Regions from separate parts of the Homo sapiens genome. Here region 1 is linked to region 2. Evidence: chromatin loops called from intact Hi-C (ENCODE). Cell type or tissue: mammary epithelial cell. All regions are shown on one strand. Each heading gives the region's core, and the rest is flanking DNA. Links, peaks and the distances in the headings are about the cores only.

The links. Hi-C counts contacts between places; a loop is a spot of excess contacts. Peaks named below come from ENCODE experiments on the same cell type or tissue, not always from the same donor. Only the 100,000 strongest peaks of a DNase experiment are listed, where the experiment ranks them.
Region 1: it touches region 2 in a loop (3-fold over the local background); 1 of 110 quality-filtered maps calls a loop at or near these places.

The regions. Positions count from the first base shown.
Region 1 is chr1:116,642,410-116,651,895 of GRCh38, reverse strand. All of the region lies in intron 2 of IGSF3 (immunoglobulin superfamily member 3), which reads left to right. Among named protein-coding and RNA genes, the nearest start is that of IGSF3, 21 kb to the left of the region's middle. RefSeq lists enhancers at 4,245-4,975, 4,976-5,706, 5,707-6,438, 8,328-9,011, 9,012-9,486. In mammary epithelial cell, for the core only: a CTCF peak has its summit at 5,326; a DNase peak (open chromatin) is centred at 4,945; H3K4me3 peaks cover 239 bases; H3K27ac peaks cover 845 bases; H3K27me3 peaks cover 120 bases.
Region 2 is chr1:116,721,034-116,730,519 of GRCh38, reverse strand. No RefSeq gene overlaps it. Among named protein-coding and RNA genes, the nearest start is that of CD2, 29 kb to the left of the region's middle. In mammary epithelial cell, for the core only: CTCF peaks have their summits at 5,578 (motif pointing left) and 7,496 (motif pointing right); a DNase peak (open chromatin) is centred at 7,859; H3K27ac peaks cover 445 bases.

The DNA.
Region 1 (9,486 bases), core at 1,048-9,047, 79 kb after region 2:
AGCAAAGAAGTCAGGCAGTAAACAAATAAATGCATTTATAATTAATTACAATCCTGAAGTTGGATTGTACTTTTGTGAGTAATGGTTTAATAAACTAGATTTTAAGTTCCATTAAGATAGGGGTTACTTCTGTGTTGTTTGTCATGGTGTCCCAAATCCTTCCTTAGCCTACTGCTTGGAATAGAGTAAATATTAAGTTGAGCTTTATTGCCATTTTGATAGGTCAGAAGCAGTCGAATGTCAATAATGTCACATAGTTCAACCTAATAGTTGCTCAGTCAATATGTATTGAATGTTGAATGCATGTTGTAATCAACGATCCTATGGTAGGCTGCATTTAACACAGTTTTCTCTAGCCAAAGAAATGCTAGCTATGGTATTTGAAAAGGAATTCTAAAACTTCAAACAGCTAAAACTGGTGATCTGTGATATAGACTGTGGGACTGGATATCTGTGAGACTGGAGTGCCTTTTGTCCAGTATATTTTCTATGCAGTTCTTGGTACATTTCCCAGCCTCAGGTGGGAGCATGTGTATTTGGGTCTGGAGTGCTTGTCAGTAGCCCAAAGAACCTGGGAAGAGTATGCTGGAAAGCTAAGATGGAAGGCAGGGATAGGAGCCATTTGGCCTGAAGAAGAAAGAGGCAGGAAAGAGATACTGGCATAGCCAAAGAAGCCTTCCCTTTAAGTCTTAGTGTAGGGAGACTTACTTTTCCAGACCAGAGCTCATGAGATCATGCACTCATTCCACAGATTTGTGTGAGTCTGTGATGTGCTCAGTTATGGCTAGGCATGGGCGTTCCTTATTGTGAGCTTCCTTTTTGTGCCTGGAACTTCTGTCTGAAGGGTTGTGGGCTGGACTGTAGACCACTGGTCCTCAGAGGCAAGGGTTGAACTGAGGAGAAGGCCCCAGCTGGATCCCGCTGGGAGAAGCCCAGCACTCTGGCCTGGGGCCTGCTCCCTATCTGTGGAACTGGGAGTAGGGCCCAGGCTAGGGCTTAGATCAGAGCTTCCCAAACCTTCTGTGTTAAGAACGTTTTTGCATCTGTTTGGATTTCATGGCTCTTTTTCCATTTTCTGTGCACACATGTCCAATTGTAGCACCCTATTATAATGCACACTCTTTTCTCACACCCACAGGATAATTTGTAGTTCCACAGCTATTTGTTGAGCATCCTTATCTGCCAGCACAGGATGGGGGTGGCAAGTGAGGGGAAACACAGATATGTGGTATTGGTCCCTGCCTGTGGTAGACGTGATTGGTTACCTACAGTGGCTCTTCTTTTCTCTTCCTGTTGGCAGGACCCAGTTGGGTTGGATGCCACACCTCTCCCACATGCCACTCAAGGAAAGGTGACCCTGCCTCCAGCTCTAGGGTACGTGCTGATTGAGCTGAGCCCATCCTGGAGGCCCGTAATTTAGACATGGGCGTGTGACATGGTTTTGGCCACTGAGGTATGAGAAGTCTGCTGGGAGATTCTGGGAAAGATGTTTTTCATTGTAAAAGGAAATGCAGAAGGGACAGCTTCTTTCACTAGATTCTCGGACATGAAGCAGCCATCTTGTTGCAATGAGGAAAGCAGGTTTGTTGAGGCCAGCAGACGGGAAGAGATGGGAAAAACCCTGAGGGCCAAGCCCCTGAAGACTGAACAGTCCAATCTCCATACATTTTGTCCTCACTGTTGAAGCCAGTTGAGTTGGAATTTTCTACTACTTATAGTGTCTAACCTATGTTAGACACTCCCTCAAAGGAGCATGAAACAGGATTTCTTCTTGTACCATTCAGATTATCATCAAAAAGCACATTATTCAGAGACAGAGCTTAGCTTTGTGGTAAGGCAGAAAGGAGAGGGGAAAGCAAGTTGGTAGGAAAGAGTTGAGTGAGGAGATTGTATTTGAAATGGATCCTGAGGTAGGATTAGGATTTGTGTGGGAGGAGCAGAAGGGCGTTCTGGGGAAAGGAATGGTGGCATGAGCAAACCTGTGAAGACAGGTGTGGATGTGGCGCTGCCAAAAAACAGGGAGATTATGTCCTGACTAATTCCACGGACAGATTCTAGAGCACCTCAAATTGTGAGTTTATATGGTGACACGTGACTTATGCAGCCGGAAAAGTATTACAGGCTTATGAACAGGGGAGAAAGGAATGAAAGTGGGCCTTGGGAAGAAGGATAAGGATTAAGTAGCTGGGTACCAGGTTCTTTGGAAGGGGAAGAAAGTAAAAGGCCAGTGACAAGTTCAAGCTACTGGAATAACTCACATTTGAGTTGATAGCAGTGCGGGGAGGGAGTGAAGCTGTCAAAGGAAGATTGTAATAAATTAACTGGTGAAGAAGGGTAAGATGGATATCTAGGGGAGGAAGATGGAAGAGGAAGATTTTAGGAAGAGGAAGATTTTAGGAAGATGCTGTTTGCCTTTTGCCACTATGGCTTTGAGGTAATGAGGAAAGATCTAAGTAATGAGGCGTTGAATTCATTTGAAAATAGGGCTAGACTTTGGGAATGAGAGGCCAAGGGTTAAGAGGATGTGGTAGAGGCAACTCACTAGACATGCACATACTCCAGATTTTCCAGCCTCCCTCACAGTTCAGTTGGGGCCATGTGACTAGCGTTAGTCAATGAAGTGGGAGAGGAAGGAACCAGGGAAGAGCCATGTATTCCTCCATTGATTCCTTCCATGCCACAGCAGCCTTGGGCTAGGGCCAGAAAGTGTGGCTGCCAAGACGGGGAGGGCTGTCCTTCCAGGACCAGACTTTGACGGTTCTTGCTCAGCTGGGAAATCCTGGTAGAAGCGAGATCTGAAGCTGTAATGGGTGGCAGTGCTGACAGCTATTTGTGTTGGGTCTGGGTGGTATGTGGTCTTCATGGTACAGTTGTCTACCTTCTCCTGACTTGATTTGCTCAGGGGTCTGCTGTCAATGGGCTGGAGCTTGCTGGCTGACTCATTCTACCTCTAGGACTCTCAGTGTTTCTGGGGGCAGGTTTACATCTTGGCTGTCCAGGGAAGGGCATCCTTGTTCATGAGCTGTGCTGGTGAGAAGGCTGCTCTCTCCACAGGCACCAGAATGCCAAGTGCCTTGCAGAGGAGAATGTTTGGGTGGCTGGGGTCCAGTGGTGACCAGGTGGAGTGTCTCAATTATCTGGCTAAACATGGAGCTTCAGGAAGAAGTTCCAGATCTCCAGACCTGAATAGGAATAAGGTGCAAATCCCATCTTTCAAATCTTTCCCACTCTCAGAAGAGTCAAAATGTGCCTTTTCTGCAAGCAGTCCGGAGCTAGGCACTTTGCACACGCTTTGTTACAGTGTTGCATCAATCTTGCCTGGCTGAATCATGGTGTTTTCCTAAGGGCAAAGGGCCTTGTGAGTGCTGGGAGGCCTTTGGCTTTGGCATCTGGTTTTCGTCAGGCAGCAGGTAAAAGTGCAGATGGCGGGTCTGACTGTGCTTTAAACAAAGCAGAGTTAGACACGTGGGAAAGGCATTTGAGAGGCACCTCTTACTCTGTGTGTGATCTCCCGTGCATCCTGTTTCTTCTCTAACCGAACACCTCAACTCCTAATACCCAGAGGAAAACCCTTCAGACTTGGGAGACAGCCGGCATTGCTGGCATTGTCCTCTCTGGAGCTTTTCTTGATAAGTTTGAAAATTTAAAGACAGTGGTGGCACTGTTTCTCTGTTGAATGGAGAGTTGACATTCTTATTTTTCCTTCCTCTTCTACAAAACTGGGGTGTCATCAGATCAGTGTTTGCTGCTGCTGTTGCGTTCTTGGGTAGCCACTCTTTTTTTTCTTTTTTTGAGAGGGAGTCTTGCTGTGTCGCCCAGGCTGGAGTGCAGTGGCCCAATCTCAGCTTATCGCAACCTCTGCCTCCCAGGTTCAAGCGATTCTCCTGCCTCAGCCTCCCGAGTAACTAGGATTACAGGCGTGTGCCATCACACCCAGCTAATTTTTGTATTTGTAGTAGAGATGGGGTTTCTTCATGTTGGCCAGGCTGGTCTTGAACTCCTGACCTCAGGTGATCCGCCCGCCTTGGCCTCCCAAAGTGCTTGGATTACAGGCGTGAGCCACCGTGCCCAGTCAGCTGCTCTTATTTTACACACTGCTTCTGGCTGATAGGCCTACAAGGTCTAAGCTTAATCCCAGAAAAAGTGCTACCCGAGTGGTCTGTCAGTCGGCCTTTCGTTTGTTTGTCTTGTTCCGGTCATCCTTGCCTCTGTCCGCCCAGACAACATTCAATCAACATTTGTTATGGAGCCAGCAGTATGATTTTGCAAGTTACTTTTCTAAACTCTCATTTCCTCATCTGTAAAATAATAGGAAATACTCATTAGGGTGATTTTAAGAGTTAAATGGAAACATCTGAGGAAAGCACTTAGCATCGGTCTGGCACATAGTAAGGGCTCAATAAATGGTGGTTGTCATTATTGTTGAGCAGAGCCAGGGGTTGCCACCCCGGTCAGCTGATTGGCTGTAGACATGGTGTGACCATTTGGAGCTGGAATTTGGGCCACACTCAGCACATAGTTGCGAGCCATAAAGGCACGACCTTTGGACCCCATTGTCACCTCCCTTGGAATATCTTGGTGTTCTTGTTTCAGTCTGATAAGGCCATTGTAGCTGGGTTCTAGGTATCTCTGAGCATGGAGCACTCACGCCAGCCTCAGACATCGCTGTCAAGGGCATCGGCAGCAGTGAGGTGATTCCTCAGCCGGTCATTTGGGCATCGCTGCCTGGGTCTCTCCTGACCTTCAGCCTCATCTTTTTTGTCACCTGCCATACCTTTGCCTCTAAGTGTCCCCCAGTTTTTATTGCTGCCCTCTCCATCTGCACCAGTGCCTCTCTCTGCCAGTTCCACTGTTCTCTCGCCTGCTCTTTAGGATTTCCTTTGTTTTGCCTCCTTGCCTGGTGCTTTCAGCAAGCAGCGCTGACGTCATCTCAGGAACTGTGCTGCGTCTGAGAGAAGAACCTGCATTAGCCGTTTAAGTGTGCGGTGCTGGCAGAGTACCTCCCTGAAGGTGTCCTGGGGAAAGTGAGTGATTGCTCACTGGGTGGTGAGCCAGGGGCAGGGTTTGGGGAGACATCTGCATTAGCAAGTTAGCATCACTTGAAACACAGGCATGTAACAGGCAAGGACGTGCTCTTCAGCTACCAGGCTGTCCTGGCTGTAGCCGGTGGCCACAGACCTGAGGGACCCCGGCTTTGTTCCCTTAGCTGGCTTTGTTCCCTTAAGCTGCCTTTGTTGTCTCAGTGTAGCTCTCTCTACCTCCTCTGTATTTCACCGCTGACAACTCACTCGATTCTCCCTCTGGCAATCTTAGTTACCTATGAATACTCTTTAACGCCATCTTCTGCCTTCTCAATGAATTAAGGAGATTCTCTCCTTGACTGTTTGTGAGCCAAAACCTAACCTTCTCTTGGCTGATAAGTATTAATATATTGTGCTGAGAGGAACTTTTGGAGTAAAATTAGACATCAAAAAGAACTGGCACAATTAGTTTCCAAGGCTTTTAAGGTTCCTGGAAGTCTTCTGAATCCATCCTCTTTGTGTGGACCCCCCCCAATTCTCCATCTTCCTCCTAAAAATAACGATAATGGCGTTTCACCAGAAGCCGGACAAAAGAAGGCTCTGTCTGTTTCGCCTGTGGGAAGTGACAGGAACTGCTGAAACTTGTGTTCCGTGTCACAGAGCCAAGGGTTCACACGGTGCAGAAACAAATCACAGTGTGTCACGGAGACTTTTTCTGTCTCCGGCCCCACTCTGTATTTGAGCCCAAATGTGGAGGGAGATGCTGCAGTTGTGGGAAGGCACTTCTATGACCCCTCATTAGGGTAGAGGAAGTGAGAGGCCTGAGGCCACAGCCAGGCTGGCCTTTTGCAAAATGGTCAAATCAGCAGCAATTCGGCCCTGGCTCCCACTTTGTGCCCCACCCACCAACTCCTGCTACCTCCCATCCCCACTCCCAGCGCAGTCGCGTCCATGGCTTCCAGGGCCCCACCAGGCTGCCCTCCCTGTCTGGCTGTGCTCAGCCGCTGTCCTGGTTCTCCCCAGCATTTCAGTACTTTCCTGAGTCCTCCTGCTGGTCCTTGACTTGGCTGGTTGGAAGGTTTGTGGATCATTAGAGCCACTTACTCACACTGAGGAAAGAAAACAGAAGTGGATATTTGGGGAAGGCCTATGTGTTGCTTGCTCTGTGTGTTCACTCACATTTTCTGATTTCCTCCCTACAGTTCCCCTGCCCGGGGAGTGTTATGCAGCCACCTGTACAAATGAAGCAGTTGAGACCCAGTAAGCTTATGTGATTTCTCCAAGTCATAGCCAGCATGGGCCACTACTTTGAGCTCTAGATAAGGAAAAGGAACCTAGTGTTTTAAAGATTTGCTTCATTGTGGTATAATTTGCTTACATACAACGGAACTCACCAGTTTAAAATATGTAATTCTTTGTTGACAAACATGAGCAGCCACATAATCACCACCTATCAAATATGGACCATTCCTCTGTCCCCAAAAAGTTCCCTTGTGCCTTCTTGCTACCAGCCCCTTTCCTGCCTCCAGGACCCCAGCCTCAGGGGACCTGAATCCTGCCACTACAGTTTTGCACTGTACAGAATGTGATGCACATGGCATCCTACAGTGTGTAGCCCTTTGAATCTGGCTTCTCTCACTCAGCACAGTGCTTTTGAGATCCCTCCATGTTCTTGTGTATATCTAGTTCACGCCTTTTTATTGCTGAGTAGTGTTCCGTTTTATGGATATACCACATTTTGTCCATCTCTTCACAAACTGATGGGCATTTGGGTTGTTTCCAGTTTGGGGCTACTATGAATACAGCTATTAGGATGTGTACAAGTCTTTGTGTGGACACAGGTTTTATTTCTCTTGGGTAAATACTTAGGAGTGGGATTGCTGGGTCATTTGGTAACTTTGAAAGAAACTACCAGACTGTTTTCCAAAGTGGCTGCACCATCCTACCTCCCCACCAGCCATGTATGAAGGGGACCGGGTACTTTTGATGCCTAATCTAGGTTCTTTTCCCTATATCGTAGTGTCACTGGCTGCTGAGGTGGGAATTGCTGACTATCACATTCACATGCCCTGAGCCTGTCCTTTTCACAGGAATTTCTTGGGAAGTCTGACCATTTGGAGCCAGTTGCTGGTGGGGAGGTTTCCTGAGGAGGTCCTTTCATCACACAGGGCCGCCTCCTCTGATGGCTGATCGCCACACACACCCTCCTTTGCTGCCCATCCTCTCTGCTGTCACCTTGGTTCATAATTAAGATTCACCTGTGGGTGACGTGGGACCCACTTGCAGCCCATGGACACTGGAACAGTCCATTCTGTGCAGTTCGCTTCCTGGCTTTCACGGCACCTACTATGCTGGCTCCTGGCCAGAGATGGAGTTAGAGGTGTCCTGTCCCAAATGAACCTGCATGCAGAAGCCACTGGGGCAGTGGGGACACTGCCTCAGCATCATCACGGCTGCCAGAGGCTGAATTCCTGCTGTGCAGGGCTGTGTGGAACTGCTGCTGTTATATGGCGCATCTCCCGTCTGGAGCTTGCTGCTCAGGGCTCTCCTTAACAAGCGGCCAAATGACTGCAGTTTTCTGCATTGTTTTCCTGTGAGGTCCCTGATGTTTTGAAAGAGCCAAAACCAGACAGGGATGCTATCAGGTTGCAGTTCTGCTCTGCTGTGGTGTTTCTGTGAAATGGAGAGGAGGATTTTGAGGAATGTGTAGTTGGGTTTACTTTTGTCTTTATTTGTGGGCACGTTTCCTGAGTGGGGACCACTGATAATTAGGTGTTCTTTGGTGTAGGGGCCCAGATGGACAGCGTGGGACCCCTTTCTAAGGGATTGTCACAGTGAGAGGGCTGAGCACTGAAGTTTATCTTGCAGCATGCGTGCTGGGAGCAGCCCCTCCAAATTGGTGCACGTGTTTGGGGAGGGCAGAGACCAGGGCATAGACTGGCTGGCAAACTCGCCTGCTGGGCTGAAGAGTCCTGACCTTGCAACTGGAAGCTCTGCTTTCCTGCCCTTTCCCTGATTCCTGCTAATTTTATGACCTTTCATCAGTCACCTGACCTTTCTGGACTTCAGCATCCTCACTGTAGAATAGAAACAATGATCCCTCTTTCACAGGGATCGGAGGATCTGTCGCATGTCAAAGCCCTTTCTACACCTGTGACAACACAAGACGTGCCCGTAGACACCTGAGCATGGGCGTGGCAGAAGGCCAAGCTCACACCCAGGAAGCCACCTGCCCTTCTGCTCCTCATCCTTGTCAGTCGCTGTGCCTGCATCCCCAGGAGGACCTCACGGGACTGGGAGGGCCTGGGACAGGCTGGCCACAGGCTGGCCTCAGATCACCAGGCATTGAGACCTCCTGCTAGCCTCAGGCTGACAGTAATAAATGTACAAAGGAGGACAGAGCTGCTGAGGAGCAGCTGGGAGTCCAGACACAAACGACTGTCGGAGGAGTGAGTCAGGGCCTCTGAAGGTCACTTGAGGAGTGTCCGCCCTGAATCATTGACCTGCGGCATGAATGGAGAAGTAGCTGGGATACCAGCCCTGGGGCAGTTCCGTTGGGTGGATCTTTAGAAGAGAGAGGTGGCGTGGGAGGGGTAAGAGCACTGATTTGGGAATCAGAGACCTGGGTTCTTTAAGTCACTTTATCCAGGACTAGCTGTGTGGCCTCAGACAGGTTGATAGCAGTTTCCTTTCTGTGAAATGATCAACTCCAGAACTATTGATACCTGTCACATTGTGTTTGGGGAATGAGACTCAACAGCGGAGCCTGCACCATGACCCTGGTGCCTCTCCCCCATCCCCCTGCGCCTTTTGGACCAAGAAGTGCAGGCATAGATAGAGCTTTGCAGCCTCTTTTGTTCCTGGATGGTGGATCCCTGTGGTTAATGAATAATTGCTTTAGGGGCAGAGGTGAGGGGAGTGAGTATTGCAAGTGAAGATGGGTGGGACAGGGAGGTTCCAGGTGGTGAAATATTTTCAGGCAACAATCTGCAGAGAAACCTGACCATGACTCAGCTAAGCAGTGGGCTCACTGGCAGGTGGCCCTGGTGGCCCCCTGCTGACATCTGCTACTACTGTGTGCTTCCAAGTCCCAGCGAGCAGCAGCGGTGATTGATGATACTACAGCGCATCCCAGGAGCTGGTATCCCAGGGCAGCGCTGCACCTGCTGGCAGCCAAGCTCTTCAGGGCAGGACACCGGCCCACAGCCTCGGAGCGCCCAGTTCCAACCATCAATTTTAATTCTTGTGAGGCTTTTCTTTTTCACATTTGGTTACCCTGTTGAACCAATCTGCTTCTTCCCACCACTATGACAGTTTTTAGCTCCGTTCTAGGCCAAATTTTGCTCTGGCCCGAGTCCCACTGTTTGTTTCTTTCATGTGTATCTTTTACATTCTGGGAGCCCTGACCGACTCCCAGTGCCTGAGCCCCTTCCCCTAAGCGTGGGGACTCCCGCCTCAGGTCTGC
Region 2 (9,486 bases), core at 599-8,598:
CCATGTTGGCCAGGGCTGGTCTCAAACTCTTGGCCTCAAGTGATCCGCCCACCTCAGCCTCCCAAAGTGCCGGGATTACAGGCATGAGCCACCGTGCCCGGCCCCAGCCCAGGACTCCTAAAGGAGAGGCAAAATCTAATCAGCACAACTTCTCCCAAAGACTGGTAGGAAATCTATGGAGAAAGAAATACTCTCCTGTCTGCTGAGAAAAAGGGAAAGAATTAAACGAGGATATGCTGCATCAGTTAAAGCTTCCCAGGAAAAGATAAGGGTGGCGAAAAATCAGAATTAGATCACGCCAGCCAAAGCAAATAAGGAGAATAAGATGTGCTTTTACAAATATCAGGAGGAAAGAAGATTATGGAGAGGAAATAAGACTTAATTAATGCAGAGGACCATGAAATTAATGATGACCACAAATGACTAAAATATCCAATTCATTTTTTGTTAGCCTTTAACTAGGAAAACAAAGGAAAGAAATTGAGCAATTAAAGAGTAAGGACCAAAAAAAAAAAGTAAGAACAACTTGAGAGAAGAGTTAAGTAGACGCTGGCAGGGAGGAGGTCTCTGCACCCTGTGGTCCTCAAACTCTGCAGGCAACTTCCTGGGACGCCATGGGCTCAGGGAACAGCCCAGCCCCTCATTGGCACTGGGCTGGTGGGCAGGATGCCTGAAATTCTGAGCGCAACCAATTGACAGAACTTCCCCACTTTCTGGGGAAAGACAGTGAGCGAGGAGGGGAGAATGGGAAGGAGAGCCAGGCCAGGGTCTTCAGAGAATGGTGACCTTGGAGCCATCGTGACTGCTCCAGGATAAACAGAGAGGCAGGTTCCACTGGGCTTCCGCATCACCCCTCCCTTCCCATTCCTTCTCTCTGCTTCTGCCTCCAGTGCTCACCACCCTGTGTTTGGTGCACATCTGTTGAGCTCTTCCCTATGAAAAGCACACCAACAAGATTGTCATCTTCATGAGAAATGGAAGGAAATACAGAGCATGCTGAGGGAACTAAAATGGCTTGTCCTTTTTTTGCTTGAGGGGAGATCACGTTGATTTCTGTAACTTGCAACCAAAAGTCCTTACTCATACAGCCCTGTTCTACAACAGGCACTGGGGATACAAAGATGTGAGATTCAGTGCTGCTCTCAGTGAACTCACAGCCCAGGAAGGAGACATACACACACACACACACACACACACACACACATCTTTGCAATATGGTGTGGTGCACACAATAATGGTGGATGTATGGACAAGGTGCCTTGCCAGCTCAGAGGAGGAGTGAGCAGCGCTGCTCCAGTAGGCCAGTGAAGAAGGCTTCTAAGAGTTTCTTGTGCTTGCTCCTGAAGGATGACTAGAATTTTGACAACTGGCAAAGGTGCACTCTTTAGACAGCAGGAAGCCCATGCGCAGAGGCCAAGAGGCACCAATAGCCTGTAGTATCCAGCATGTAAATCATTCCTTTTTCTTTCTAAATCTTTCCAGCTAAACCCTCTGCCTGCCTAATATTCCCTCATAATTCAGATATTTCTTGCTAGAGAGAGAGTTGTAGGAATAGGTTCAACTTTTGGCTAACATCAAGGATTAGGCCACTCTCATCTCCCTTAATTGCATTACAAAAGAAAACTGAAATGTGAGGACAGTGCTTACCCAAAGCAATAGGTAATGCTGGTGGCCTTTCTGACAGTGACTGGCTACAGGGAGTAGCTGGGGAAGTACATGGGCTCAGGGAAGGCAGGGCCAAGGAGGCCAAGTCCTATTCTCTATCTCAGCAGCAATGGGAAGCTGCTGAGAGGTCTAAGTAGCAGGTGACAGGGTAGGTTCGAATTTTTAAAAAATTACTCAGGTTTCGATGTGTATATAAATTGGAGTGGGCCATGTGATGTGAATACAGGTCCAGGTGACAGATGAGCCTGGGGCTCAGATTAGTGCAGAGGCGGTGAAGATGGAAAAGAAAATGGGCAGGATGTAGTGATGAGCTGAATATGATGGTGTGGAGTCAGGGTATGGAGAGGAAGGTATCAAAAGGGACACCTTGGGGTTTGGAATCACGTGTCTGGATGGGGATGCACTAACCAGGATGGAAAGCCCTAGAAGAGGACCCGTGGTGAGCCTTACCCAACCCTCAGCTCCCCTTGTTCTTGCATGTAGACCTGCCCAAGGGCCATTGGAGGTACCAGTGCTGCCACCATCACCCTGATTGACCCAGAAACTGATACTTTGATAATCAACAGGCCATGTCATGTCCAGCTCCCCCAATGGAGGGACGTGGCACTGTCAGACAATGTGGCCTTGGTGTTTTAACTTTGGTCATTCTGTATTGTGTTTGCTAACTTTTGGGGATGGGGGTGGGGAGGAGGAGAGGCTAACAATTAAGATAAAAGAACTGAAAGGAGCTTCGACTTGGCAAAAACATATTGAAGAGTTACATGATCAATCAATCATAAAGCGTTGAAATTGGAAGGAAACTTAGTAAAAAAAAAATCTTTTCCAGAGCAGTTTTGACAGTAGTTCAAATACCCTCTGCTTTAGTGTTTCCAATCCTAACAGCAAACTGTCTCAAAAAGCAGCCGGTTCCATTGTCAGAGGACTCTGATAGAAGGAGACAGGGTTTTCTTGTATTGAGTTGAAATTTATCTCTGAGCAACTTCCACTCATTTGTCTTGGTTCCATTCTCTGGAGGGAGAGTAGGTCAACATCCCTTTTAAAATGTGGTGCCCAGAAAGCAACATAAGACTCCAAATGTGGTCTGATTTAGTTAAAGCCCTGTAGGGAATTTAGAGGGGGAAGAAAAATAAAGCCACTGAGTTAACCAGCTTTAAAAAATGACAGTCATAGAAAGCTCCCATAAGTGGAACCTTAGAATCATAAACTAAAGAGAGCCTTTGAAAATACCCAGCTGGTTCATTTCCTTGCAGAGGAAAATCACACCTAAACCTGTCTAACCCAGAGATACTGACCTATTTTTTAAGATCTCTAAAAGCAAGTGTTCCACTGATGTTTATTGCAGAGAGATTTCTTACAAATCAATCATTATAAAATATCTTCAAATCACTGTTTTCTAGTAGACTAATTTGTTTTTACATTTTCCTCTTTCTCTTGCTATTATCTTTCCTACCACATAAATTGTCTTCCTAATGAAGCCGCTTATTGTATCATATTCTGGGAGTGCATGTTCATCTGCTCCTGTAGTGTTTCAGTTCCTACTGCATTAATTAACTGCGCTTCCTCTATTATTTTCCTCTTTTTTGCATGCGATCCATGGCATTTATCCTTATATTGTTGCATAATGCTTTGTGCGATGGATGTGTTCTCAAAATTGTGTGCGAATCTAATCTCTGTAAATTGAGTCTCTTCAATTAGAAGTGCCTTCCAAATGCATTTCAGATGTTCATTATTTAAAGTCACTCTGTGGGAGGTGGCTTGGTAGAACAGGAAACACAGGACCTTTGGGTCTTCCTCTTACAAGCTGTGTGACCTTTACTGGTGACTTTATCTACCTGAGCCCCAGTTTCTAATCCATGAAATGGGGACAAAAATGCCTTCTCTCAATATGTTGTTGTGGACAATAAGTAAGCTAAGAAAAAATTACTGCAACTTAAAAAATAGATGTCTTCTTGTCTTTAAAGCAAAGAGTCCTTTTTAAAGAAAATAATACTCTCAAAAATCTATTTTGCAAGTTCAGATGTTTTTGCATCACATGTTCTTAAAGGAGAACACAAGCATATTTTGACTTTACTGTCTGGCTGTGGCAGCTTTCTACCAAACTTCTTGGATTCATGCCTCTAGAACCGTGTCTTGTCTGGGCTGACTTTCTCATCTGCAGAGGTGAACATGTGCAGCGTTCATGGCCATCTTGCTGTGTCCCTGCTTTTATCACTATGCTTGAGTTCTTGAAGCTTAAGTTACATCCCTTCTGTTTTCATTATCATTTAAATATCTCTTTCTGAATATCCTAACCTGCTCGTTTCCATGTTATTTGGATCCTTTTTGTTTCCCCAAGAATCACCCATCTCTCCTACCTGACTCTGAGTTCCACAGGCCAGGAGTAGTGCATGAATGAATGGCTAATGACCCTCATTGAGAAATTCTTTCTATAGCCTGACACATGGAGCAATTCACTTCAACTCTCTGAGATTCCATTTTCTCATCTGTAATATTAGGATATACAATGATATCAGTGGTTTCCAGGAGGCTGGGGTACCTTCTCCTTGGGGGTCTACAATGATAGCAATGGAGCAATGTTTTTAAAAGCTCAAAAGAAAGTGCATGTGTTGCCAGTTAAGGCTATGTTGCCTAATATGAACACTGTCTCTTGCTCTGGTTGAATGATGTCAACTCTGCAGGTATCATAGATAAAATCATGTTGCTTAGCATGTGTATCCATCAAGATTCTTGGCTGCATGCAATAGAAACCAAGTCTAGTTGACTTAAGCAGAAAATAATTGCTTTGGGAAAATGTCTGCCAGCTCCAGAGCAAATGAAAAGACAGGAAGACCAGACTCTGGATATGCGCAGTAGCCAGGAAAAGCTGAGCAATGAAGAGCTCAGCCAAGGTCACACCACAGAAGCGGCATGGTTGGGATACCACTGGACACCAGACACCGACCCACTGGAACCACCAGGACATGGGATGTCACTGCCCAGTGGACTGCATTCCAAACCATGGTTGCTGCTTTGTGTTACTTGCTCCAGATGCAAAGTCCCAGGTGAGACCATCCAGTTGGCAAATTTTTTTTTTTTTTTTTTTTTTTTGAGACAGAGTTTTGCTCTTGTTGTGCAGGCTGGAGTGCAATGGCACGATCTCGGCTCACCGCAACCTCTGCCTCCCGGGTTTGAGTGATTCTCCTGCCTCAGCCTCCCGAGTAGCTGGGATTACAGGCATGCACCACCATGCCCGGCTAATTTTTTGTATTTTTAGTAGACACCGGGTTTCACTATGTTGCCCAGGCTGGTCTCAAATGCCTGACCTCGTGATCCACCCACCTTGGCCTCCCAAAGGGCTGGTATTACAGGCGTGAGCCACCGTGCCCGGCAGAGTTGGTAAATCTTAAGCCTTGTGTGCCCTTGTCCAGCTGCTGAAGGACAGGGACAACAAGTATTAGGCCATCAGAGGCTCTATTTTATTAGGAGAATTCCCCAAATATAAGAAGGAGATCAGCTGCTGGACAGCCCACAAAACGAAACAAAGCAAAATCCACTATGGTTGCTAAATGTTTATTTTTTGTTTATTTATTGATATATTTTTTTGAGACAGGGTCTTACTCTATTGCTTAGGCTGCGGTGCAGTGGTGCAATCATAGCTCACTGTAACCTCAAACTCCTGGGTCAAGCAATCCTCCTGACTCGGTCTCCCAAGTAGCTAGGATTAGGACCATAGGCATGCATCACCACACCCAGGTTATTAAATGTTTTTTATGACCAAAAACACCAACAAAACTTAACTGACGGTAGAAACACAATATTTTGGAACACGAGATCAATGGAAGAAAAAAATAATGAACAGGTTTAACGATTAAAAAAAAAAAGACTGACTGGAACAGGTATCTCTAATGTTGTTCACAGACTTAGACGCCCCCTGCAGGCAGGATGAAGGAATAAAGACTGGACTGATTTTCTCAAGCCCTTTCTTTCATTGACTATATGCCATAATAACCTGGACTTGTAGAATTAATCACTGCTTAGAAATAACTAGCTCATAGCTGCTACACATAAGAGAAAACAAAAGTAATAAACATGGTATGGAGGTCCTATGGTTTGAATGTGTCCCACAAAGTTCATGTGTTAGAAACTTAATCCCCAAACCAACATTATTGGGAGGTGGGACCTTTAAGAGGCTCTGCCCTCGTGAATAGATTAATGCTTTTCTCGCAGAAGCGTGTTCCTGGATAAAAGGATAAGTTTGGACTGCTTCCTGGTCTCTCTCGTGTCCATGCTTTCTTGCCCTTCCACCTTCCACCATGGGATGTCACGGCAAGAAGCCTTTCACCAGATGAAGGCCCCTGTACCTTGTACTTCCCAGGCTTTAGAACTGCAAGAAATAAATCTCTGTTCTTTATAAATTACCCAGTCTCAGGTATTCTGTTATAGCAGTACAAAACAGACCAAAACAAGTGGTTTCTTTTATATAAAAGAAATCTGAAGGCGGGCAGGCCCAGGTTGGTACCGTGATTTCATGGTGTCCATGAACCCAGGCCTCTTTTGTTTTTGCTCTGCCATCATTAGTAGTACAGGGCTCCCATCCTCAAAGACACTTCCTTAAGGCTGCTGGAGCTCCAGCCATCATGTCTGAATTCCACATAGGAAGTAGGAGGAAAGGTGAAGGGACAAAAGACAAGAGAGAAGATATAAACTGTCTGACCCCTCTTAAGACTTCCTGAAAGTCCTGAAATGTACATTTAGATTTAACAATGTCTGCTTGCATCTTATTGACCACCCTTAACTGTAAGATAGCCTGGGAGTTGCGGTCTTTTATTAGGGCACATGGTCACTCAAACATTGTGTGAGCAACTAGCAGTCTTCACTTCCCCAGGGAAGTCTCAAAAGTAGTGAGAAGTTTGGTTTAGAGGCCTTTGACTCTCCCTCTGCTCCAACTTTGTCCTCCCCTGAGTCAACTTTATGTGATATCACTTAGGACAAGGGAAGCTTCCAGGGAAGACACCAGCACTGAGGTCTTAGGACCACCTCTCTGCAATGTCTAGAGAGTGGTATGAGCCCTTTGAGGAGCTTCCTAGGAAATAACCAAACACTGAACATTTATTGAGCATTAACCTTCTGCCAGGCACTGTGTGAAGTGCTTTATCTCCACCCTGTTACCCCATCCTCACAACTGCTCCTCGAGGTAGGCACAATTGTGCCCATCCTGAAAATGAGGGAGCCAAGGATACGTGGCCATAACTTGCCTGATTACAGTTAGTGAGTAGGGACCAGGATGGAAACGTGTGTTTATCTGACTTCTGAGCCAGGATCTTAACCAACACGCTGCAGCTGTGCTGTCCCATACAGTGTCACTGGTCACACGTAGCTGTGTACACTTAGATTTAAATTAATTAAAGCAAAGTCAAATTTAAAATTCAGCTCTTCAACCATGCTGCCAACATTTCAAGAGCTCAGTAGTCGTGTGTGGCTAGTGGTTACCATCTTGGGCAGCAAAGCTATAGAACATTTTCAACATCACAGAAAGTTCTATTGGACAATGCTGTGCCAGAGGAATGGATCATTATTGACTTTCATTCGTCATCACAAATGGGATGATGAGAAACTTTTTTCTTGCCCTAGCCTCTTTTCCTGTTTTCCAGTTGTCTTGTCTTCATATATTATACAGCCCAGCCATACAAAGAGACAGAAGAAATTCTGAAGAAGCAAATACCAACCGAAGTTGAAAGTGGCCGCTTGTGATATTTCTACTGCGACAATACTTTCCACTCTGGGGTAGGGGACCATTGTGGAGGGCAGGGCAGGCTTGGTGGGGAGGATGTTCCCTGGTGTCTGCAGTCAGCTCAGCTCACAGGGTGAGCACTAGATGGCATGAATTCCTGAGCACAAAACCCTCTTATTTTTTAATTCTGTTGTTTAGCTTTTCTCTCCTTTCCCTACTTCGACACATGCCAAATGTGTTTCAGTTTAAACCTGCACTTTTAAAAGGTTGCAAAGCTCCCAGCTGCTGCAAAGTCAGGTTTTTCAGAACACATTTGCATCTTTTCTCAGTTGCTGCCTTAATTACACATAATAAAGGTATTTAGTTATAGACAAATAGCTGATGAGCCCGAACTATAATGAAAAGGTCTTGCCAAAAGCCATTTCCCTTGTCAAGAGAGAACTTGCTCAAAGACAGTGGGAAGCTGTGATTCATTCTTATGCCACAAGTGTTACTACAAGAAATTCAGTTCACTGGGAGTGGCTGGCACACAAACTTCAAGCAGTGACAAAGTCCAGAGTTCTCAGCTGTTTTCTGCAGCCACCACTGATGCCTTGACTAGAAATGTGTGATGAGAGAAGACCAACACCATTTGTGACTGGTTTAACAGGAGTCAGCAAACTTTGCAGCTGACCACCTATTTTTGTTAATAAAGTTTTATTGGAACACAGTCATGCTCATTCATTTACACAGTCACGCTCATGATTTATGGCTGCTTTCATGAGACAACAGTAGAGGTGAGTAGTTGCAGCAGACGCCATATGGCCTGCCAAGCCTAAAGTACTTAATAGATGACCCTTTCCAGACAAAGTTTATTGGCCCCTGGCTTAGAAGGTAGGAGTTGGACTAAATTGGAGTTCTCAGCCCTATCTCTGTAGGAGGGCTGGCACTGACCTTTCCCCTCTCACCTGGCCAAGATGACCATCTCTCCCCTGCATGACAGCCCTACCTTCTTTCTGCCTACCTGTCTACCTCCTGGCCTCCTGCATTCTATTCTCCTCAGCACAGCCAGAGCACGCCCCTTTGGAACATAAGCCATTTCATGTCACTCCCTTACTCAAAGCCCTTCAAGTGCTTCCCATTTCACAAAGAGTAAAATCCAAAGGCCTTCAAGTGGCCTGCAGGGCCCTATATCAGCTTCCCCGGCCATCCTAGCCTTCTCACTGAGCCTCAAACTGGCAGGCACTGTCTCCACTCAGAGGCAGAGGTGGCTCACTTGCCACCAAAAATGCCCATCATAGTGTGCCCTTGCTGCTGGAGGCAGCTGCCTAGCAAGATGCCTCAGCATTCAGGTGTGGCTGAGGAGTGGTTCTCCACAGCAGAACATGACGCGAAGTGGTGCTAGTCACTCCTACTGGGGGTGTGGGGAGGGGGTGTCTTAGGAACCATCTGTGCCTTCTCTACTCCCCATCTGCCCACTTACTGGGGAGGAGTTTGGGACCCTTGGAAATGCGAAAGCCACAAGATGGAAGTTGTTTGGATGTCTGGACCCAAATGAAGACTGCTGTCCATCAACCAGCAACATCATGTTGAACTGGAGCATGAGCAAGAAGTAAACATTTACTGTGCTGTGCTCTTATTGTGAAGTTTGGGGATGTGTTTGTCATGACAGTTAGTAGTACTGTAACTCACATAGGGCCTTTGTTCCTGCTGTTCCCTTTGCCTGAAATGCTCTTCTGCAAATACTTGCATGACTTTTCACTTCCTTCAGGTCTCTGTTCTGATGGCATCTTATCCGAGCAATTTCCGCAGATTACCCCATATAAAATAGAAGCTCACCCACCCCAGCATTCCTCTCTGCCTGACCCTCTTTTCCTTTTCCTTTTAGCACACATCGCTTGGCACAGACTTTACCAGCTCGTGGCTCGGTGCCTGAGTTGTTTGCTGTCTTTCTCCCTCCACTAGAATGTAAGTTCCATGAAGGCTGCCATCTGGTCAGGGTGTTTCCACATGCCCCCACCACTTAGTATGGTGGCTGTCACAGTGTGGGGGTGCCATAAATGTTTGATGGACACATAAAGAAATGAGTGAACAGACCAGCAATCTGGCTGTCTTCCTGATTATGTACACAA